3 separate regions of the Homo sapiens genome follow, and regions 2 and 3 are each linked to region 1. A link is an interaction called in ENCODE POLR2A ChIA-PET data of the cell type or tissue named here. Cell type or tissue: OCI-LY7. All regions are shown on one strand.

Evidence for each region. ChIA-PET counts read pairs that join two places held together with the same protein. Peaks named below come from ENCODE experiments on the same cell type or tissue, not always from the same donor. Only the 100,000 strongest peaks of a DNase experiment are listed, where the experiment ranks them.
Region 2: POLR2A ChIA-PET joins it to region 1 with 12 read pairs; 2 of 35 experiments call an interaction of 5 or more read pairs at or near these places.
Region 3: POLR2A ChIA-PET joins it to region 1 with 25 read pairs; 4 of 35 experiments call an interaction of 5 or more read pairs at or near these places.

What each region holds. Positions count from the first base shown.
Region 1 is chr9:9,785,511-9,793,510 of GRCh38, reverse strand. The region is part of intron 5 of PTPRD (protein tyrosine phosphatase receptor type D); the gene reads left to right. Among named protein-coding and RNA genes, the nearest start is that of PTPRD, 820 kb to the left of the region's middle. In OCI-LY7, CTCF peaks have their summits at 1,463, 1,662 (motif pointing right), 2,843 and 3,046; DNase peaks (open chromatin) are centred at 840, 1,180, 1,660 and 3,090; H3K4me3 peaks cover 1,095 bases; H3K27ac peaks cover 2,821 bases.
Region 2 is chr9:9,936,812-9,944,811 of GRCh38, reverse strand. It overlaps PTPRD (protein tyrosine phosphatase receptor type D), which reads left to right. Exons shown (of 46, transcript NM_002839.4): 5 at 6,202-6,305. Among named protein-coding and RNA genes, the nearest start is that of PTPRD, 670 kb to the left of the region's middle. In OCI-LY7, CTCF peaks have their summits at 1,621 and 1,827 (motif pointing right); a DNase peak (open chromatin) is centred at 1,801.
Region 3 is chr9:9,608,385-9,616,384 of GRCh38, reverse strand. The region is part of intron 7 of PTPRD (protein tyrosine phosphatase receptor type D); the gene reads left to right. Among named protein-coding and RNA genes, the nearest start is that of PTPRD-AS1, 750 kb to the right of the region's middle. In OCI-LY7, no CTCF peak of the experiment used is centred here; DNase peaks (open chromatin) are centred at 1,114 and 3,954; H3K4me3 peaks cover 442 bases; H3K27ac peaks cover 2,358 bases.

The DNA.
Region 1 (8,000 bases):
TATCTATCTGTCCGTCCATCCATCCATTTGTCTATCTACTTATATTGATAACATATACATATGTGTGGGCATTTTAATACATTTACTTCTACTTTGCTGCTGATAATAGAAGATCATGAGTTTGACCAAGTAGGAGTTTTACTTTTGTTTCTGGATATGAAAAAAGATTATGTCTTCGTAATTGGAAGAAAACAAAACAACTCAGAGAAATGGATCAAATGGCACGTTTTATAGATACATCCATTTTATTCATAGTAAAGCTATGGGATGATAAAATTTCCATTCAATTGGCATCTATCAACTTATGATAATAGCAATTTTTGTGAATATAGGAGACTAAAAATAATTTTGTCATGGCAAAATAATGGAATTTCAGGTCCTGTATTTTAGTAAACAAATAGTAATCAACCATCTAGGTATGGTACAATTCACATCCATATCCATTCACACACAGTATCCAGAAGTTACAAGGTCATTTTTGTGCCTACAATAAATGGGCCAATTTTGCCATTTAAATTTGGTATATGCTCTCAGAGGTGTTGATTATTCAAAATACCTGTTTGCCCAAGTCTATTAAGCTTAAAAACTCCATTTTAATACCCCTTAAATTTAGACCATGTTTATATGACAAATGTTTCAGAGTTACTTATAAACACCATTAAATTTCATCACTAATTACAAATAACAGGATTGAAATTAACACCTGTCCCAGCTGCTTTAGATTTTGGATTGCTCTTAATAAACAGTTGAGAAAATCCTCTGTTGCTAAACATTTACTGGGGCCATTTGCATTCTGATTTTCAATGAGCTATTATGATTTATACTCTCATATAGTCATCTGAAAATAGCACAGAGCTTGAAGCCACTGAGTGTACTTCCTCATTTGAATTTGAAGCAATGTATGTAATATCTTACATTTTAAAATCAGTTTTCAGTGTGAGACATAAATTTATCTCCTAAAATTGTTCTATTTTTTCCTCCAGGGCTACTAGGAGAAGAATGCCAGTGGGGTAAATGGGAATTTTCACACATACAAAAATTGAACATCATTAGGTTACACTAATGTACAAAAAAAGAGTGCTATAAGTCTTAATGATCACTTAAAATGAAAAAGCTCTTAAAGATAGATGAAACTCTCGCTTCCTTCTACCCTTCCTTTGTGGCCCTTGGCCTGCACTATAGGTGCTGGCAGAGTTTTCAAATGAAATAAGACAGTTAAATTGGCAAGTGGTTCAGTGCTACCTGAAACAGCATTAAATAACATGCAGTACTAATATTAACAGGAACTGTGGATTTGGAAAAGTTTCACACTCACTGAGGGAAGGGTGGTCATCTTGCTGCCACACTGAAAAGCTGTGAAAAAAATAAAGAGTAATGTGATTTTTTTAAAAAGTGTCAGAAAATCTCACTGGCCTCCAAATCATGGGATAAAACATTTTTTTTAATCCTTGGAGTCCCATTCGATTATAATATTTAAAATGATAAGACTTAAGTTTTTATTTGCTTTAGGACTTCAGGACAACAGAACTCTAGATGCAGTGCTCTAATTATTCAAATATGTGTCCTTAGTAGACATAAAAAAAAATTCAAGGTACATCAAGATGCATTTTAAAATAAAGCTTCTAAGCATAAGAAAATTCTTACAAGATAACCAGAAGATGGCAGCATGGCTGCTATTTAGAAATTGGATAGCTTATAACTTCCCATAAGCAAAAAATGATTTCTCGATTTTTGTAAATAGTATACTATTTCCAATCAAAAAAAGTCTCAATATAGGAAACATAATTAAAAGGAAAGACTGTTGGTAAGATCTAAATGATAGCTTGACCAAAACAAAATTACAAAGAAACAAAAATGGATTCTTCCTCCCTGCAAATAATGTAAAAGAAAGATGAAAGGAAGAAAGACAGAGAATGCCAAGGCTCTTAAAAATGTGCTTTCAGAACATGTTAAATAAGCTTGATAGAGAAACTTATCATCAGGGGTGATAGAACCCATTATAAGAAAGAGACTCTTTTATGATTCCACACAAGATGAGCCCTGATATTGAAATAACCAATTAATTCCATCTAGGCCATTAGAAAAGAATTAAAGGTCGTTATTATAATTGCACAGGTTCAAAACAAACTTCTTACATTTACCATCTTTTAAAGTCTATTTCAGCTTAAAAAAAACATGATTCTATGATCTTATGAATTTCTTAAAGAACAAACGTGTGCAGTTAACAAATAATTCCAGAACACCTTTTTCATTTTTAAAGGTATAATCCGATTTTAGCTAACACAATTAACTGAGGATATAACTAAACTAAAATCTTTTAAAACCAGCTGAGAATCCCCTTAATGATGGCTATATGCAGCATAACAAAAAGACAGTGGGAAAAAATATTTTATAGTTCCTAAAAAAAATCTGTAACAAAATTTTACTAGAGTAGAAATTTTAAGGAAAATCCTTTAATGCATTCTACTATAAGCTGTTAAAACACAGTGCATTTATCTATTACGTTTTCTGGTTCATTATATATATTTATGATATGTACTGAACCATCTGTCTTCCAAGATGCCATAGGACCTGTTCAAACTGAACTAGTTACCATACTTGTTATAAGGCTAGTTTGGGTTTTTACATGTACTTGTATATTAGTGTAGATCCATTCATTTATTCAAAATATATTTATTGCCTATTGTCATACTTGGTCCCATTCTAGGCAACTACTGAAACACATTACAAGTTTTGAAGAGATTCATTAGACAATTTTAATATGAAAATAGCCAAAAATATAAGAACTGAATTTGACAGACAAACATTTGTGTGAATGTCTAATTTCAAGCTAACATAATTATTGATATACATTAAGTCCTTGTTATTTTTCTTTGTTATGGATTTAATAATTGATCAAAACTTATATTTATACCTATTAAACTAGTATTGAGTTCATAGGAAGAAAATATCTATAAATGAGATTGTTTAATTAGCAACAGAATAACTTACAAAACATTTGAGATAAAGCCACTGAAATCAGGCAGAAGGGAATTGATTTATTCTCCTCTCCACCTGCAGTGGGCAGCAAAGCCTTAGTTAGGTTTTAAGATTTCATAGAGAAAACAATAAGCAGGGAAGCAAACCAACTGGTGACACAGTGGACAGGTGTCATTCTCAAGCCCCTGGGGAAGGTGGCTTTCAGCGGCAGGAAACAAATTAGATGATGAGGAGGATAAACATTTTATAAAATTCTTTGCCATATTTTTTCTCATTTAAGAAAAATTGTCCAATGTCCAAGACAATACATCAAGAAAACAAAACAAACATTCACTTTTTAAGGCTATGAAACTCGAGACTTGGGTACATTAAATCTGAGGATGGAGAGCTAACGAATAGTACAGTCTAGATTCCCAGCCAGATATTCCCACCTCTACATTAAAATTAGAGGAAATTGGGACCAGATTAGAAAGAGGTTCTGGCCTGCTAAGATCATCTTTGATCCCATGAAGTTAAGAAATTATGTGTGTTCTTTTAGTTGTTTCACAAAGATAAATAAAATATTTGCTCAAATGATTAACCTCTGTTTTTGAAGACCTGAATATAATTGAAGTTCATCCAGAGAATTTATGAGAGATTTCAGTAGCTACAATGTTTACCTTAAGTTTGATTTGCACTTGTCCTGATAAATTACGACTCGATTTAATTTTTTTTTTTTTTTTTTTTTTTTTTTTTGAGACAGAGTTTGGCTCTGTTGCCCAGGCTGGAGTGCAGTGGCGCAATCTCGGCTCACTGCAAGCTCTGCCTCCCAGGTTCACGCCATTCTCCTTCCTCAGCCTCCTGTGTAGCTGGGACTACAGGCGCCCACCACCACGCCCAGCTAAGTTTTTGTATTTTTAGTAGGGACGGGGTTTCATCGTGTTAGCCAGGATAGTCTTGATCTCCTGATCTCCTGATCCGCCCGCCTCGGCCTCCCAAAGTGCTGGGATTACAGGCGTGAGCCACCGCACCTGGCCGATTTAAAAGTTTTAATCACCTAGGGAATATGTCGATTATCTCCCCCTCAGTAGAGTGTCTTGGCCTGTGAACAGGGAAAAATAGTGCAGAATAAAATATTTTGGAGCAAGTAATTTATTGTTTGAGTTTATTTATATTCTGTGAACTTCTTATGTGACATCCAGTGCACTTCCCAAGCTTGAATAGTTACGCACTGAAAATCTCATACGCTACGGGAACTTGCCTATAGGCCAAGGCATTCCGCTTGATGATGCTTACCTTGGATGTATATTAATGCTTTCTCCACCAAAGTTAGAGCCTGGTTTCTGAAACGTTTTAACATGTAATTCCTATTTAGAAAAATATATAGGCATACAAATATAAATATCAACTCAAAGTAGACTACAATAAATACTATGTATGGAAAGGCAAAAAATGTTATAAGATCCCTCCAGATGTCCATGTAGCCAGCCAGAAAATATTTAAACATGTATAATGTGTCAGGTAGGCTGATAGGTGATGAAATATAGACATAAACTTAATGAAGGACTTTGAATCAATTTTTGAAAGTGTTAGAGAGGCACCGGAAACTTGTGAGTAAAGCGATAACTAAAGCAGAGGGTTCTTTTAGTTGTTTCCACTTTAGATCTAATTTTGACCCTAGATGAAGACCATGAAAGAAGAGTTAGATAGTTGTTTAAACACTTCACTGATTATTGCATGTCAACTTCATGCAGAAAAAAAAAATATTCTTTAAAATATGGCCAGATTTGGTTATCACATTTCCTAAAATGTTATAACCACCTGGAGCTCACCTGGTGGCTATTTGGGCTTTTCTTTTTACTTCTCCCCCTTTAAACATTTTTTTCTTTTGTATCAGATTAATATTATATACTGTGTCTACGGGATTTAAATAAAATCCATTACCACCCCTTAGAAAGCTGTTTTAGTTTTCTTTTTTTTTTCTTTCTTTTTTTTTTTTTTGAGACGGAGCTTCTCACTGTTGCCCAGGCTGGAGTGCCGTGGCCCGATCTCGGCTCACTGCAAGCTCTGCCTCCCGGGTTCATGCCATTCTCCTGCCTCAGCCTCCCCAGCAGCTGGGACTACAGGCGCCTGCCACCATGCCCGGGTAATTTTTTTGTATTTTTAGTAGGGACGGGGTTTCACCGTGTTAGTCAGGATGGTCTCGATCTCCTGACTTCGTGATCCACCCACCTCGGCCTCCCAAAGTGCTGGGATTACAGGTGTGAGTCACCGCGCCCGGCCAGAGAGCTATTTTTATATCTTTTTTCATGGCATCCTTTTGTGAAAGAAAATTTGACTAGGAGCTTGTCCTCTGTACATTCATATGTGTATAAAACAATAAAAGGAAAGAAACATTTTTAGAAAAATTATAACTTCATGATTTATTTGTATTTCCCAAGTGTCTACTGATTGTAAAAGTGGTATACAGGCTGGGCGCGATGGCTCACGCCTGTAATCCCAGCACTTTGGGAGGCCGAGGTGGGGTGGATCACCTTAAGTCGGGAGTTTGAGGCCAGCCTGGTCAAAATGGCAAAATCCTGTCTTTACTAAAAACACAAAAAATTAGCCAGGCATGGTGGCAGGCGCCTGTAGTCCCAGCTACTTAGGAGGCTAAGGCAGGAGAATCTCTTGAACCTGGGAGGTGGAGGTTGCAGTGAGCCGAGATCACGCCATTGCACTCCAGCCTGGGAGACAGAGCAAGACACTGTCTCAAATAATAATAATAATAATAATAATAAATAAAAAATTGATATACGTTGTTCAGATTCAAATTTTTCTACTGTTTGTCATTTCTTTTGTGTCTTTAATCTTTCTCAGGTCTCTGACCTTTTGTAGTAGCATTATTTTATCCTCTTTTCCTTTATCCACCTTATTGGGTGTCCCAAATCCCTTTTACCTGGTATGTTTTTCTCCATTCCTCAATCTTCTTTTTCTTTTTCTGAAATCTTATTTTACCCTTCCTTTGCTTTATGAAATGATGTATTTAGGAGAGTATATTAGTTAAACTGTGACAAAAGAAAATTGACAGAAAAAAAGTAACATTAATTAAATTTTGGACTGTAAAGGATTTGGCCTTTTTTTTTTTTTTTTACATAGTTGACATAAACACTTCCTGAATCTTGATACATATTTGTCAATGCGTTATATGTCATCATATATCATAAACCAATTGGACCTTTACCTGGAAGCTGACAAAGATTTTGAGCTTGGTGAGGTAGCACTCTCTACCACCCAACTATTTTACTACTGAGAGTGTCACTGTTGTGTAGTACTGTTTGTTCTTTTTTTTTTAATGAAATATTTTATAAAATCTAGTTAAATGAGAAATAAAATTGATTTTTAAACATTTTTATGTATTTTTTTTTTATTAAATTGAGATGGAATTTCACTCTGTCGCCCAGGCTGGAGTGTAGTGGTGCGATCTCAGATCACTGCAACCTCCGCTGCCCGGGTTCAAGCAATTATCATGCTTCAGACTTCCAAGTAGTTGGGACTTCAGGCGCACACCACCACACAAGCTAATTTTTTTGAATCTTTAGTAGAGATGGGGTTTCGCCCTTTTGGCCAGGCTGGTCTCAAAACTCCTGATCCACCTGCCTCGGCCTCCCAAAGTGCTGGGAAGACAGATGTAAGCCACTGTGCCCAGCCAATTTTATAAGTAAAAATATGAAGTTAATAAAAATTAGTATTAAGATGGGAATCTCTAGAGTGCAACTTACCTGCAAGTGATTTTTTTTTATTATACTTTAAGTTCTAGGGTACATGTGCACAACATGCAGGTTTGTTACGTATGTGTACATGTGCCATGTTGGTGTGCTGCACCCATTAACTGATCATTTACATTAGTGTGGCGATTCCTCAAGGATCGAGATCTAGAAATACCATTTGACCCAGCCACCTGCAAGTGATTTTAAAGTACTCCTCGTCTTGCTTCTACCAGCAAGGGAATGTCCACTGTGATTTACTTCTGTGCCTATAACATTCTGTTGTGTTTCTCACATGCTGTTTTCAGTATTAGCATTTATGGTACAAAATGCTGATTATGTGGTAATTTATTTTACTCTTATGCTTATATGACCTCATACCATTATATACAAATCTATTACAGTAAAATTCTTCAGGTTCTTGATACTCTCTCGATGCTAATAAAGTTTTCCACCATGAATATAACCATGAAATGCATGCAAATGTATCAATAATTCTCAAAATAGTTTTAACTTATAATGGGTTAGAGTAGGCATAGAAGATGTAAATTTTTCTAGTTTTCATTAGTTTATGCAGGTAAATGTAATCATCTTACAGCTGCTTCAGTGCATGGCAAATAATGGCAATCAATAAATGCTTGTCTTGAATTTGATGAAATACTCTAATAGACATGAAAAATTTTTAGGTTAGGTAAATATAATAATAGAAAACAGGCTTAGGCCATTGGTTTGTATTATTGATAATGAAATATGGAGAAGTAATATATTCTCATCATTGTATTTGGAGAAAAAACCAGGATAGTGAATAATTATAACATTAGCAAAGTGGTAATAAATAACTTAGTGGTTACAAAGAAAATGTTGGAGCATGTTGCCTTCATTTCATCATGACCTACTTGAAGCATTGGCTTTGAATTTTTTTTGAATAATTATTGACTAGCAGGAATTGTGCAAAAATGGTACCTTTTGTATGTACCCCATATCCAGCTTCCCCTAATGTTAACAACTGACATAGCCATTGTAAAATTTATTTGTACAATTGTATAATTAACACTGGTACTATAATATTAATTAATATGAGACATTATTGGAATTTTACTAGTTTTTCAACAAATATTCTTTTTCTGTTCCAGCACCCAAATTACTATGTCGAATTGCATTTAAATGCTCCATTTCCTTAGTTTCTGCTGATCTGTGACCATTGCTAAATCTCTCTTTATCTTTCATTATCTTGAAACATTTTATGAGTACCATTTAGTTGTTTTGCGGAATGCCTCTCACTTTGGTTTATGTAAT
Region 2 (8,000 bases), 150 kb before region 1:
AATGTCTCCAGTTTTTAAAATAACTTACTCAAATTTAGATTATGTGTCTCCTCATTACCCTGACCTACTCTCCTCATGTCTTTCCCTCATTCAATCCACTGGAAAAAAAAAAGCTGGATTTCTTGCTGTTTTTAAGCAATCTATGTATGCTCTCTTCTTAGACTTTGCTCTTCATGTGGCCTATTCTTGGAATACTCTTCACCCAGTTATACACATGCCTGACTCCCTTTTTTCCTTCAGGTCTTCACTCAAATGTTGCCTTAGTAAGAATTTACCTCATTCCCATATTAAAAAAATCTTTTTATTAATCTTTTTATTAATCTTATTTAATTTTTGTACTCTCTACTATAATTAAAGCTTCATATGGAGAAAGAAATGTGTGTGCATTTTATTTGTACTCCTGTATTTTAAGTGCCAGCCTTAGTGCTAGCACATAGTAGATACTCAAAAAATGTTTATGGAAATAATGAATAAATGTTGTATCGAGTTGTCAGCTGCACACTGGATACCTTACTACTCCTCAAATAGGTGGACTGAGACAGATTGTTATAAGTAGATATCTACTATAGGTTGTTAAGGAGTTTTGTAGTGATTGACATCTGTGAAAGAGAAGGGAACAAAGCAAGAATGGGCAAACAGGAAAGATGAGCTGCAATGCAATCTCAACAAAGGCTTCAGCCAACGTCACTGGAAGGTTTTCTGTCTTGTGACTAACAGGCTAAGCCTTTCTCCTCTGTATTTACCAGTCGTTGGGCTCATTTAAAAGAAAAGAAGACTAAAGCCTTGAGTTTTCCAACTTTTAGATACTCTGACATGAAGATAAAAATCAAGAAAAAGTAAAATGGAGCTGTTAATGAAATATGTAGGAAGATATATTTAGTGAGACATTGGTGAAGGAGCATGGACAGCTTAGGGCAATTTGCAGATTGGGATGAGAGCTGGGGCTAGCAGTCCAGCAGCACTCCCAGCAGCTTGGAAAAAAAGAATCCTTTAATCCTGAAAAAGGATTTTTCAGTTGTCTACTGTACTTACCAAGCATGCTATGGGTTTAAGGCTGTTTCTACTTCCTAGAAGGCTCTTCCTCTAGAGAACTGCACAATTAGCTTCTGTACCTCCTTCAAATTCTTATTCAGATGTTGCTTTCTTGAAATGACTACACTTTTATTTTAAACTAAAATATCGCCATCTAACAGCCACAAACCCACAGCTTCTAATATCTTCTAATATAGCATATTATTTGCTTAATTACATGTTCGCTATTCATTGTCTCCTCCAACTAGAAGATATGTTCCATGAAGACAGTAATTTTTGTTGATTTGTTCAATAACATAATTGACAAATACTTAGAACACTACACATAGTATTTCAAATATTTTGGGAATGAATGAATGAATGAATTTCAAACTTCTTACTGACCTGACGTTGTGATACATTGAATACTAAAAATTCCAGAGAGTGATGATAGCCCTTTTAATCTGACTACTGTACAGGGGAAAATGAAGCAGAGCCTGACTGCCTAGAATAAACCTCCACTGCAGCCCTCTGACAAAATATTCCAAGGCCATCTTTTGTAACAACTAGGAAGGAGATGAATCCTGCCTATTAGGATATCTAACAAGTTCCAGGTACTAATCTGGTTCTTTAAGGGTTAAAACAGATCTAATATGTCTTCATTTTGAGTTTGATTGTACTACGATATTGTCTCAGGACCAAGGAGACTTGGGTAGGCTAACAGCCTATGTAAGACTGACATCCAGCTATATCCACTATCAGCTTTTGCCCCGAGTTAGTGCAGGGAAGATGCAATGGAGCAGAATGCCACCAGAGGGCACTGTGGCACCGCTTTGTGATTTTCAGTTTTCATATATGGGATTGCAAGAAAAGCTTGGGACAAAAGCTTTAAAAAAAAAAAAAAACAACTCAGAGCAATGTTTTGCTGACGTAGTTAATGGCTTTCATTCATTTTGAAAATGTATAGGATGATAAAGAATGTTATAAATTGCAACTTGGATAAAAAATGGCAAAGCTATTAACAAATTTCACAGAAAAATACACACAAATGTCTTTAAATATTATGAAAACATGCTCAAACTACCTTATAATTTTTTAAATGCTAATTAAAATAGCATTGATATAAAACTTTTCACCTGTAAGATTTGCAAAATTGTAGAAGTCGGCCCACCCAAGCAATCTTGTAGATTGTCGGTAGAAGCACAAATTAGTTTGATTCTCAAGGAAGGAAATTGGGCACTATATCTGATAGTTACAGATTCATTTGCCCCTTGACCTTCCTACACATACTTATAGAAATCTATTCTACAGATGTACATCTTATATACAAATTGATGCATAAATAGTAATTTATTATAAACTCTTTAATAGGTAAAGGGGTTTTTTAAATCGTTTTGGGGAGAGTGCTGGTTAAATTATGGTATATCAGTAAAATAGAAAAACATAAAGCTGAAAATAATGAAGATGATGAAGATGCTTTTTATTTACTGATATAATGCCCACCTAACTTTAAGTGAAAAATGTAAGACCCATAATATTGGTAAATCATTGAATTTTTTTAAAGGAGGTGGAGAATAAGAATATATGTATGGTTGTATTCGTTTGTATTTCCAGAAGGAAATTTTGCAAAGACACACAGATGCCAATCAATGTGGTTTTGGTGAGGGTGGGAAATGGGAAGCATGGAGGCAAGTGTGAGAGTAATATTTTGTCCTGTGTACTATTTCCTGTGGCTTAGATTCATGATTCACAGGAATTCATTACCTAGTCACAAAATGGAATAAATGTTTTAACAATTGTGGGGTAGAACTTTTGGCTGGGCTTTCAGAAAATGTTGGAGATTCAACTCTTTATTTTAAATCATTCAAATACATTAGATATACACAGAAGTATTTGTTGTCATAGTTAGCTAATAACTACTGATTTTTCTTCTGGAAATCAATCAATTGTAGTGCTTTTGGCAACCTTGGAATGAATGACATGAATTTTCCAGCAAGGCTTCCCAGAGAAAAGTTACAAAAGTGACTGGAGTTTCCTTTGGGACCTCTTCTTCAGAGTTGTTCTACTCTCCACCATGCACCAGTTGTCACAGGCCGATCTGTCCTTTGGGAAAAGAGGATTGAAGTTACTGAACCCTTTCCTTACATTGTGACAAATTTATTATAGATATACACATTTGGCTGGGCTCAGTGGCTCACGCCAGTAATCCTAGCACTTTGGGAGGCTGAGGCCGGTGGATCACTTGATGTCAGGAGTTCAAGAACAGCCTGGCCAATACGGCGAAACTCCATCTCTACTAAAAATACAAAAATTACCCAGGCGTGGTGCTGGGTTCCTGTAATCCCAGCTACTTGGGAGGCTTAGGCAGGAGAATCACTTGAACCCAAGAGGCAGAAATTGCAGCGAGCTGAGATCATGCCACTGCCCTTCAGCCTGGGCATCAGAGTGAGACTGTCTAAAATAAGATACACATATTTCTTCATTCACTTAATGTTTATTGAATATTAAGAACCTGGCTGTGAACCACCTTTTGAGCATACAAATCTGTCAGACATAGCTTTTCCCTTCCCTCATAGTCATATAGGAAGCCAGGCATGATCTAAATCAAGCTTGTCCATCCTGTAGCCCACAGGCAGCATGCGGCCCAGGACGGCTTTGAATGTAGCCCAACACAAATTCACAAATTTTCTTAAAACATGAGAAAACATGAGATTTTTTTGGAATTTTCTTTTTCTCATCAGCTGTCATTAGTGTTAGTGTATCTTATGTGTAGCCCAAGACAACTCTTTTTTTTTCTGGTGTGGCCCAGGGAAGCCAAAAGCTTGCCCACCCCCAGGTCTAAGTGATTTGTGGAGAGCTGTGTGCCATGGAAGAACAAGAAGGGAATGGTCACCTTTTCTTGATTAAAAAGCTGGAGAAAGCCTTCAGATCATATCTCATAGATTGTAAAATATGAGCAAGAGTTTTCTAGGCAAATCAGGGTTGAAATGTAGGAAGAGAAATCATTCTTAAGCGGAGGGAACAACCCTTACGAAAGTGCAGAAGTTTGAAAATACATGATCAATTAGAACAAGTGGTGAAGAGCTCAGCATGACTGGAGCATATATGTGTTTGTTGATTTATTTTTGTATTTCAACAGGAGAGCTGTTGACACTTTTGTTAATATTATAGCCTCCAGGTATGCTATGCGATTTAATTTAACAAAACTCAGAAGAATGTATTATCTCTGTTGTACAGATAATGATATCAAGATTTATAAAAGTTATCGGTCTAGAATTATACATCTAGGTAGAGATAGGACTCAAATCTAATTTCAAACCCCATTAAGTATGCATAAGAGTGTTAGCTGGATCTCTTCCGTTTTTCCTTTAGACTCACTCTTTCTTTCCTATCCTATTCCCCTGGCAACTAGCCTGATGGAGTTCATTGACAGGCTCCAAAGCACTCAGGCTTCCAGTGAGGTTTGTCCCATAGGTAGTCTAGTCAAGAAACCAGAGGTAAGGGAGAAGATGAGCGGGGTTTATCCTTTATCCTCAGACTTCCATCTGTGCTGCCATCTTACGCTACCTGTGACTCCCAAACCAAGATCATTGCTCCTCTCCAAGAGGCCCACTATATATCTGACTCTTAGATGTCAGTAACTGCTCACTCCCCTCATCCCTGCAAGTCTAGAGATGGTATCAACTCCATCATACCTTCCTTGTGGTTTCCCCACATACAGCCCACACTTTTATAAATGAGTTCTTTATTAAGCTCTACTCAAGTTACCCTAATTTGAAAGTGCCATCTGTTTTCACCTGGCACAAGATCCATATTCAGGAAGTTATTATCTAAGTGAGAACTGATGAAAGTTTATTGTGGCAGTAGCAGAAGAAATGAAGGTGATAAAGTGGATTCCAGAATGATCTGAGATTAAAAAGGGCTACAAGGAGAGAATGATATTTGCTCTTAAGGTTTGATTTACATTAAGCAATTCTGGTGGGACTTTCTTGAGCCCTTCACATCGTACTGCATAGAAAAAACTCTTAAGCTAAATGAGTATTAGCAAGATGAGACAAAATAAGTGGTTCCAAGCTTGACACCAGAAGACAGATTTCACTGCATTTACCAAAATACAGGGAGCCACATGATTCATTCACAGAGGGTGTTACCAGGCATCAGGTGATGATCCAAGCAAGCAATTAATACCAAGTAGGTACAACAAGAGGTAAATGGGTACTCTGGCAGTTAGATCAAGAAATAGGTTTTATTGACCTGGTCAATCCTGGTTTTGAAGATTCAGATAAGCAGTGAGCATCAAAAAGGAGGTCACCAAATTGCAGGATCTTCATCATGAATTCAGTTCAGCAACAAACTCCAAATCTTGGGGAGGCAGACATAGACAAATCAAAGACTGCACAAGCCACAAGAAGACTGCTACAGTGCTGCATCTCTTGCATTTTTAGAGTTCCTTACAACCACCCAGTTGTCTACCAAACTGGAGCAAGGCTAAAATACTAAAGGTCAGTAGCTCTATTTGTGTGCAGTACAAGACCCTACCTGGCACATTCCATTCATACAGGAGCCCTGCTCTATGGTTTTCGTCAAGCCTATAATTTTTATCATGAGGTCAAGCGGTCTATTTCCATAGTAGCAACACTCTGGTGCGTTTGAGAAAACATCAGTGTTCTTTATCAGTGTCTCTCAAGTTGAGAAATACAAAAGAGCATAGGCATAAAACTAATGCAATTGCATTATCACATTCTGTTTCCTACTGAGATTCCTTTTCATGGTTAAAAAAAAAAAAAGGAATTCAGAAAATGAATTATTTTCAACATCAGCTTCTCTCTGGAGTTTAAAAATGTATTTTGATTTACTGTTTCCAAGGACACTATATGGAAAATGGCTTCTTAAATTAACGCATCAATTACTTATACCAAATGGATAGGAATGATTGTGCTCAAGTAATAAATAACCTTTTATAAGGAAGATTTTATAGGAGATAAAATATAGATGGTCCCTTTGACTTATACAGGTGCTATATTAATCCCTCAGATGTAAATTATAGAGGTGAAGAGTTTATACTTCTTTCCTTTGTGTTGAGCATTCTGATAAATGAGTGTCTAATGTGACAGGAAAAGATAACATAATGAATATCTTATTGTGCTTCAAGGAACATGAAGAAATGACTGACACTATGTTTTGTTCCAGGTGGAAAATAAAAGGCAAGCAGTTCCTGGCCCGTGATATTCCAGTTAGAGGTGTCTGACTGACAGCATGTTGGCACCGAGGGAAGCGATGGGCTTCGGCTCCAGGTGAGTTCAGTATGACTGGGTATGCTAGTTTCCCATGACACAAGATGTGTATTTTTTGGACTTCTATCTACAGAATTAATGATGTAACTCCATCAACCCTTTTACGCTTTCAAAATACGAAAACACTGCATTTCTTTAAAATAGTATAATTTTAAAATTCGATAGTGTCTTTAGGTCAATGCATATACTTTTTAATCCACCTAATTTCAAGTTGTAGAACAGGTAACTATGAATGGATTTCTTTCTGAACTGAGGATCAAAATATCTGAGCTAGAAGTAGAGTAAATGCTAGAACCTCATAAGACTGAAAGCTGTTTGTAGTAGTGATCCAGAGTGGGAAACCAGAGTTATCATTAAGCATTTCAACTGACACATTGTTCAGTGCCACCTTACTGGTAATCACCTGAGGGCCGAGTAACCCTTCAGGACCTCAGGTTTTGTCATTTCCAGAGTTAGGCAATAAGGGCAAGCAGATAATCCAATAACTCAAAAGACTCCTCGATTACCAGTCTTAAAATTACAAGAGGTAAGATCTCTGCCTCCAATTCCAGTTATGATCCACTCTGAGTCTGTACCTTCAGAAATCCATAGCCAGAATATATTAATCACATCATGTAGAAACATTAATATGAAACTTTGGTAAACTGAATAGAATAACAGTTTAGGGAATGAAATATATGTATTATACAGCTTATTTTTTTAAATGATTTTCATACACTGTAAGAACTACATGGTGGGCCTACACATAACTTATGGGTAATTCACATGCAATCTGTCTTCCACAGTTTCAAAGAATAGTAAAGAAGATAAACTCATCAACAGTACTAGGACAAATGCTATAAAATAGATACAAGAAACATGTAATAAGTATTTGGTCTATTTATGAAATACCTCAACAATCCCTCCTCCATAGCAATTCTGTATCTTGTGATTTAATGTGAGTAAATAATTAGGAATATCTGAAAATATTTAAACAGAATTATGTTTTTATAGTCATAAATAGCCCAAATATATACTTGTATAAAATTTATAAAATATTTTTTCTAATAGTAAAATTCTATGGAACTATTTTTTTTTTTTATTTATCTATGGAACTATTAAAACACATGCTTGAGAAAAAATACTTCTGACATGAAAGAAGGAGCAGGCATATATTTAAATTTTAGAAATTGGATTAAAATGTCTTTATAAGATAACTTTTATGTGTATATAGAGAAAAAAGATAAAAGAGACCAATATAGTAATTTATTTTTTATTTTTTATTTTTTATTTTTTTTTATTATTTTACTTTAAGTTTTAGGGTACATGTGCACATTGTGCAGGTTAGTTACATATGTATACATGTGCCATGCTGGTGCGCTGCACCCATTAACTCATCATCTAGCATTAGGTATATCTCCCAGTGCTATCCCTCCCCCTTCCCCCAACCCAACAACAGTCCCCAGAGTGTGATGTTCCCCTTCCTGTGTCCATGTGATCTCATTGTTCAATTCCCACCTATGAGTGAGAATATGTGGGGTTTGGTTTTTTGTTCTTGTGATAGTTTACTGAGAATGATGATTTCCAATTACATCCATGTCCCTACAAAGGACATGAACTCATCATTTTTTATGGCTGCATAGTATTCCATGGTGTATATGTGCCACATTTTCTTAATCCAGTCTATCATTGTTGGACATTTGGGTTGGTTCCAAG
Region 3 (8,000 bases), 180 kb after region 1:
AAACTTACAGGAACAGTAACAGGCAAAGGAGAAACTTCTCTTGTAGGCTTGCCAGATTTAGCAAATAAAAACACAGGGCATGGAGTTAAATTCGAATTTTAGGTAAACAAAAAATAATTTTGGGGGGTGTCACTGTATTACTTGGGATATACTTATAAAAAAGAAAATCATCATTTCATTTGAAATTTAAATGTAACGAGACCTCTGTATGTTATCGGACAATATACTCTTCTGAAGCGTGTCTTTCTTTCTTATGAGCCTGTATATTACCGTATCAATTTGGCAGAACCAGGAAAGCTCAGAAGGTAAAGACCATGTCCTATATAAGCACTACAGGCTAATGCATTCTAGAAACGTTTTGATTTCTATTTGGATAATAAACCTTTAAAAATATTACGTTCATTAGTCATTATAGAAATAAAATGGAGTTTTCTTGGACAGTTAAGTTTTGGGATGGTTACAAAATAGAGAGTAGTTATACACACAGCCATCCTATTGAGAGAGGACTTGTTTTGAAGCCCAACTCTATCACTTGGCTCTGAGTACATTTTCTAAGTTTAAGGCTTAGTTACTTCATCTGTAAAATGTGGATTATAATACTCACTTTATAAGATTTTTTGTCAGGATTAAATTAGATAATGTTTGTAAAGAGCCTGGCACAAAGGTAATTCACACTAAGTAGTAGCCCTTATGATAGCAAAATGATCTCCAGAACAATTTTCACTTCTAATTATAGAAAGCCAATCTAGCAGTCTGGATCCAACTAGGAGATAGAAACCATACAGTAGGTTAAAGAGGGAGTACTTTAATGAACAAACAAACAAACAAACTATGGTAAATGTAGCTATAAGATAGAAGGAAATTTTATATGGCAACCTAAGCAGACAACCCTTGATCCAAGGAAGGACAAATAGGGAAGACTTCCCTTGGAGAAGACATGGTTTGGTAATGGAGAGCAGAGATGTTTACTGGTTTGGCCGGGCTGGAGCTGTCTGGTGCTGCTTCACAAACACGCCACCCTTTATAGTGCAGTGCCAGCAGGTGAGGAGCAACAGATCAGCGCCTGGTGGCCGGTGTGAAGTGCAAGGTAGTCCAGGTGCTGGTGGAGGTGGAAGGTTTTCAGAGCCTGCACCTGGCAGGAGGAGCAACTACTTGGTGTTGTGAGCCTCTGGGACGCAGGTGGTTGAGTGCAGGCCAGCTAGGCAGGGCTTGCCCAGGGAGTCCAAGGTGTCTGTGGAAATATTGCCAGGTCAAGGCAACAAGGTCACAAAAGGACAAGTATTGAGCCAGTGGCTGCTGGGACATTATCTATTAGATATTCTTACACCCACGTTGCTGACCCTTCTGGCCTGGGCTGGAAATTGCAGGAAGCCCCTTCCTCCTGCAATTTCTCCCCAGTGCCTTCTACTGAGAAAGCTTAACATCACCTTCACTTTAAGGAGAAATGCTTAAACAAATTCTGTTGATTATTATATTGAAGGGTGCATTGGGAGCTGAGGCAATAAATTGGTAAGTGACACAGCAGATATGCCTAACGAATGCAGAGATAATCTAGAAATCACCCCACCACAAAAATGTGTTCAAATACTGTGTTCTGCTCTACAGCTTTTTCAGTTCTGTGTTTTTTGATATGAAAAATTGGCATATATAGGTATAAGGTTACTTTAGTTCATAATTTAAATATGAATATCTATCAGCATCATGATAGCTATGCATATACTGCAAAATAATTTGAAGAATTACAAAATAGCACATCAAAGAGATGCTACGGTCTATTGAATCAAAACTCCAGTTTTTGAAAGCTGCCTAAACATAATTTACCTTTCTGGTGTCAGTTTAAAATTTGCACAATAGACCATGATAACTTCTGAAGATCTCATGTAAATAATGATCCATTTAATATGTTTTGCAAAGAAATATATTTTAAACAGTCTTTTACATTGCATTGATATATTGTGAGAGGGCTTATTTTTTCCTCATTTAAAAAAATGTTTCTCAGAGAAAATAATAAAAGAAAAATTACTATGCTGATCATGATGCCAGGGAAAAAGTAAGAATCTTTGCAAATATGAAGTTAGTTGAACTGCTGAGAATTGCTTTATTATAGCAAAGTGACATGGTATTTGAATGTATCACACTGGTAATCAGGTCAGCATTGATCCACAAAGATCTAAAATTAACCACTTTGTAATCTCTGGCAATCATAAACTTTCCTTCCTCTAATTTCTTTATCTATAATTATAAATATATGTATATTATATATTTATACACACATACGTATATACATGTTTTTAGCAACAATTGATTATTTATTATATGCCAGACACTGTACTGAGTACATTGTATTTTCATCACACTTCTATTATGACAACATGTGAAGAAGGTATTATTGATGAGGACCGTGAGGAGACTGTAACAGAGCATCATTTCAAAAGCTGAACAGCTGGGATTTGAAGAGTTATCTGTCTGTCTCCAAAACTCCCATTGATTTTAGGCATGTTTCTAAATCTAGGTTAAAGTAGAGATTTATATTTTATTATTAGAAGTGTTATCCAGAGCACTGCTTCTCAAATTTTCACGTGCCCACAAGTCACCCGAGGATCTCTATAAAATACAGGCTCCTAGTAGACTAGGGGGTGGGCCTGAGATTCTAACAAGCTGTCACTTGGTGCCCATGCTACTAGTCCATGAACCATACTTACTGTAGAAATGAGTAAGAGAAAAATGTGATTGGAAAAGACCGATATATTAGTGAGATCCAAATAAACTTAAGATTTCAGCTGTTCAACTTAATAGAAAAACTAAAGAGATCAATGAAGGATATGCTTTGTAACTTCTTGGCTCTAAAAGAAGAAGGGAGAATTTGGGAGATCCTTCTGTAAACATCATGAAGAAACTCACAACAAGGGCAAGAATGTATCAAAAGTAGATGGCAAAAAGAACAGAATGCTTATCTATCTATCACACCCAGGGACAATGATCGTGAAGGCAATTATCATTAGAACTCAAGCCAATGTCTTTCTCAAGATAGCTGAATGCTTAAAACACTAATGTGATAATTTAATAACTGATTGAATGACGTTTTTTAGATTTATCATTAATTATGTTCATTATCAATGTAATCGAAAAGTTTTAATATTTAAATTGTTTATATTTGTTAAATGATTTCACAGTTTTCAAAATTATTCCACATGCTTCATATGATGCAATCATATATATATATATATATATATATATATATATATATATGTATGTATGTATACTGCAGCCTAGCTATTATATGTATGGTCCCTGAACCAGCAGCATCAGCATCATGAGACTTTGTTCAGAAGGCGAAGCTTAGGCCCCAGCCCTACCCTAAATCTATATTTTAACAATATCAGCAGTGGCTTCATATGTACAATAAAGTTTGAGAACCACCGGTCTACAGAAGTGTGATTTTAAAACTAGAACTGGCCATGTAAATACCCTAGAAAATATCTCAGTATTGTTTTTCAAAACTATATTTAAACAAAATATGTTCTTAAAAATAGATGAAGTTCTGAATATGTAATCACACACTAGCAATATTTCCCTTGACAGCAAAGTGTTTCTTATATCAACATGAATCAAAATAGTCCAAGCAGAGGCTGCTCTTGAAGAATTATGTATCTCCTTTTTTTTTCTTTTGGCTCTCAAATTTGTTTTTCTTATATTCCTTTTTTTTCAAAGATTGTAGTGAAAAATTACAATAATTACTATCTTAGGATAATTGGCTGATGCTGACCACAGGTTATGATTCCATCAGCATCTCAATTTTTGAAGTGGAAGGAAAGAAAGAAAACAGGAACGCAGATCATGAGAGAGGAAAAACCACTTCCTTAATTTTGCTGTCTACTTGCCCTTTGAGTTTTTATATGCACACCTGCACTCTGGCCTCAGCAAAACAACAGGTGCAAACTGCAGATGGAGCCTATCACAGTTGCAGACAGACACATCTGCTGCTAGTTACATGATTCTGAATTTGAAATATGCCCAGCAGCAACCAGATTTGTGTCGTGGGGTGGCAGGGCAGAGGGCTTCTGTGAACAGTAAGCATACTCACAAGCTGTACTATTCGCATCTGAGAACTCAGTCAAGACCACCTTTCTAACTTCATTTCAGAAGCTTCAGTACTGTTTTTTTTATTCCCCCTACAGATAGGTATAATGAAACATCTTTCCACAAATAAAAAAAGAAAAAAGGAACTTAATGTAAATATGTACTCAATTTTATTACACAATTTTCTATATTCATTTACATATATTTTCATTATATATAGATAAAATTTATCAAAATAGCAGATAAATTATGTCTCTCAAAGCTGAAAATTTAAAATATATTGATAGTCATGTTAAATTATTTTTTCTAATTTTACACTAAAAAATATCTGATATATTTAAATTCTTGTGAAAGTATATAAAGTGTCTGTCAAGTCTTATGTATATGAAATTACTACAGGAGATTTTGTTCATGCCAGTTCAAAGTGCGTATGAGAGAGAGAATGAGCATAGCTTTATTATTTGAAACATAATTACATTTTTATGTGTAACATAAACCAGGAATTAATATTCCATACTTTAACCATATCAACACTAATATTTTTACTGTTAAATACTTCTACATCAGTCAATAAATATACATGTGTCATCAGACTATATATAAATATATATACATACATATGTCAATGATTGTACAATGGATACACACGTGGGTGTGTGTGTGTGTTCTGAAACTATGGATGACCAATATAATATGAATAACATTATTTAGCATGAAAATATATATGACTATGTTTATAGTCATATACAGATTAGATACATCCAAATGTTTTATACATCAGATTCTATGTTAAATTTTTAGAATAACAGTATTTCCAATTAAAGATGATGTTATTGACATATACAAAAATATTCAGCACTATCAGTAATTAAATAATTACGAATCAAAACAATTATATACTATTTATTTTTCTTGCAAAATTTGAAAAAAAATTTATAATGGTCAGCATCAATGCTCTTCATTCACTGCTGGTGGAGATATGTGTATGGCATATAGCAAAAACATATTAAATCATTTGCGTATTTTGATCTAGATTTTCCAATTCTGTTATTTATATGTCATCATTAAATAATCAGATGCTACTGGCTTTATGTGCAGAGATGTTCACTGAAGCATTTTGATGACAGTGATAATTTGAAGACAACCTAAATATTCAACAGAAGGAATTATGGTACATCATGTAGCCATATTAAAAGGTATTGTATTTGTACATTAAATGATAGAGGACGATGTTTACAATATGATGTTAAAAGAGAGAATTACACACAAAATTAAGGGTACAATAGAAGACTAATTTTGAAATTACATATTCAATCAATGTGTTGAGTGCCTAATTGCTTGTTTTTGCCAATCACTGTTCTAGGTGCTTGGACATACTGGTCAGTGAAATGGTAGCCCCTGGTCTTCATGTGGGTTGTTTTAGCAGAAATAAAACTGGAAACGAAAGTTCAAAACTTTTACTAATAAATATTGTTGATAAAATTACAGATGATTTTTGTTTTCTTATTTTTACCTTTGTCTATCCTCCAATCACCTACAATGAGAATGAATTACTTTTATGATTAAAAAAAGGTAATCAGAACAATAATTATACTAGTTAAAATGCTGCTTAACCAATACTGTCTTCATAAATCTCAGATAATTGTCATCTTTCATCCTTCTCAAGTTTTCAAACATCCCCTGTAGACCTTAAAGTTTAGACAATATTTGTAAAATAATATTTCACTTTCCCCCATCTATTCCAAGGTAGCATACTGGTCTCACTAATTTGTCCTAAAAAAATTCAATGAAAATATAATTAATTGCAATTAATGTGTAAATATGAATCCTTGCTCCTAGAATTGGTTACCCTAGCATGATTTAGCACATTTCTAAGTGATTATCAATCCGTTGATATTATTGCTTTGCTAGTGCAAATGTAGTCTTAATTCTCTTTATAATATAACTCAATACTAATTTACCTACAACTGTGTGATCTAATTTTGTTATTTAACTAAATCTTGTTTATATTTTCATACGGCATTTTTTTGAAAATATGTTTAATGGCTGCATAATGTTGTAGTTGTTCAAGGACTGAGTGGGTAATTATCCTCATTTTCATCGTGGCTCTTATTACGTTGAAATACGCTACATTATAAAAGCCTTTCGAAAGATTCCTAACGTATTTCTACTGGTTTATAGCTGATTGTCAGAGCTTGGCACATCTTTATTTCTATGTCAGTAGTCCCCCAAGCCAAAATGTCTACGGAATCCAGACTACTAACATAAATGAGAGGAGAAGGCTGGAAAGAAGGGACCCACCAGGCATTTGGTAAATATATGCCATGAGTAGAAGGGGCCGCCGATATTCATCTTCACATAATTTTGCCAATCAGGAGTATTAGCCTAAATGTTCTTATTTTTTTATAAATTAGTTATCTACTTTTTAAATGTACATTTTCACAGTGTTTTTTACACGCTGAATTGACAAAACACAACCCACCAGCCTAACAGGATTTGGTTTTCCCACAGGGAGAGTTCAAGCTTATGAAAGTTCACATTGTGCCAGGTGCGGTGTCTCACACCTGTGATCCCAGCGCTTTGGGAGGACAAGGCGGGTGGATCACTTAAGGTTGGGAGATCCAGACCAGCCTGGCCAACATGGGGAAACCCCATCTCTACTAAAAATACAAAAATTAGCCAGGTGTGGTGGCGTACATCTGTAATCCCAGCTACTCGGGAGGCTGAGGCACGAGAATTGCTTGAACCTGGGAGGCAGAGGTTGCAGTGAACCAAGATTGCACCACTGCACTCTACCCTGGGCTACAGAGCGAGACTCTGTCCCAAAAACAAACAACGACAACAAAAAACACCTTCACATTGTTACTTGATATACATCTCTTCTTCCCAAAGTTTCTTTTGTCTGTGCTTCTGTTTTTTTGTTTTGTTTTTGTTTTTTTAAGGTAGCATGGGAAATGTTTAAAGAAAGATTCCAAATTTCTAGGTATGTATATAGAAACAACCTCAGACTGAATTGTTGTCGGGTTTATTGATGATCAATCAGATGATTCTATTTTAGGTTCATCATTTTAAGTACATGCTGAGTTTTTAAATATTGGGCTTTTAAAATTTTCACTTAATAAATCAATGTAGATTCATAAATGTCAGGGATAATCACTACGAGAATATAGAAAAATTAAGTATATGTGCACAAATTGTAAGTCCAATTTCTTCACTTCTTAAGCAATATAGACTCACAGATCTATATTTCATTTTTTAAAGAAAATTCAATACATAATACATTTTGAATTTGAGAAATTGGGTATAATCACAATACTCTAGCAGTTTGCAAGTAGACAGGAAAAATAAAGAATCAGAACAAAGGGAAGTAGTATTTTTCCCTCCGAATAAAGAATAAACAATAAATGAAGTGTTGGAGACTGCATATGAAAGGCAATGAGTCAGGAAAGAAGGTAATTCTTAGAAGTAATGTACAGAATAATCGACCAAGGAATCAAGCAAACCCTGCTAAATCTAACTCTTAATAAAGAGCTGGTCAAGAAATCATGAAGCAAGTTAAGTGCCTTTAGCTTGTGTGCCACAGCTGTCACTTGAGGACTGGGTAGAAATTCTGAGTAGGTGCAGAGACAAAAAACATAAATTGTAAGGATTCTATGCCAGAATGAAGCAGTGTTTGATCATCTCCACAACCTCAAGGATGACATTTTGTTCTTCTACATGTCTACCTTCTATTCACTAAATAGTTGGTTAGAGGTGGGGCCAATTAGTCTTCTGGAAAATATGCCCCTGGCATAAAGGACCATTGGTTACTTTATGCGGGAGAAAAGTATTTAGAGAAATAATGTTTTACCTGAGGAGTCACTCAGCTTTTTAAGAATAGAAATTTTCCCTTACTGGACAGCCTAGATTTAAAAACTTTT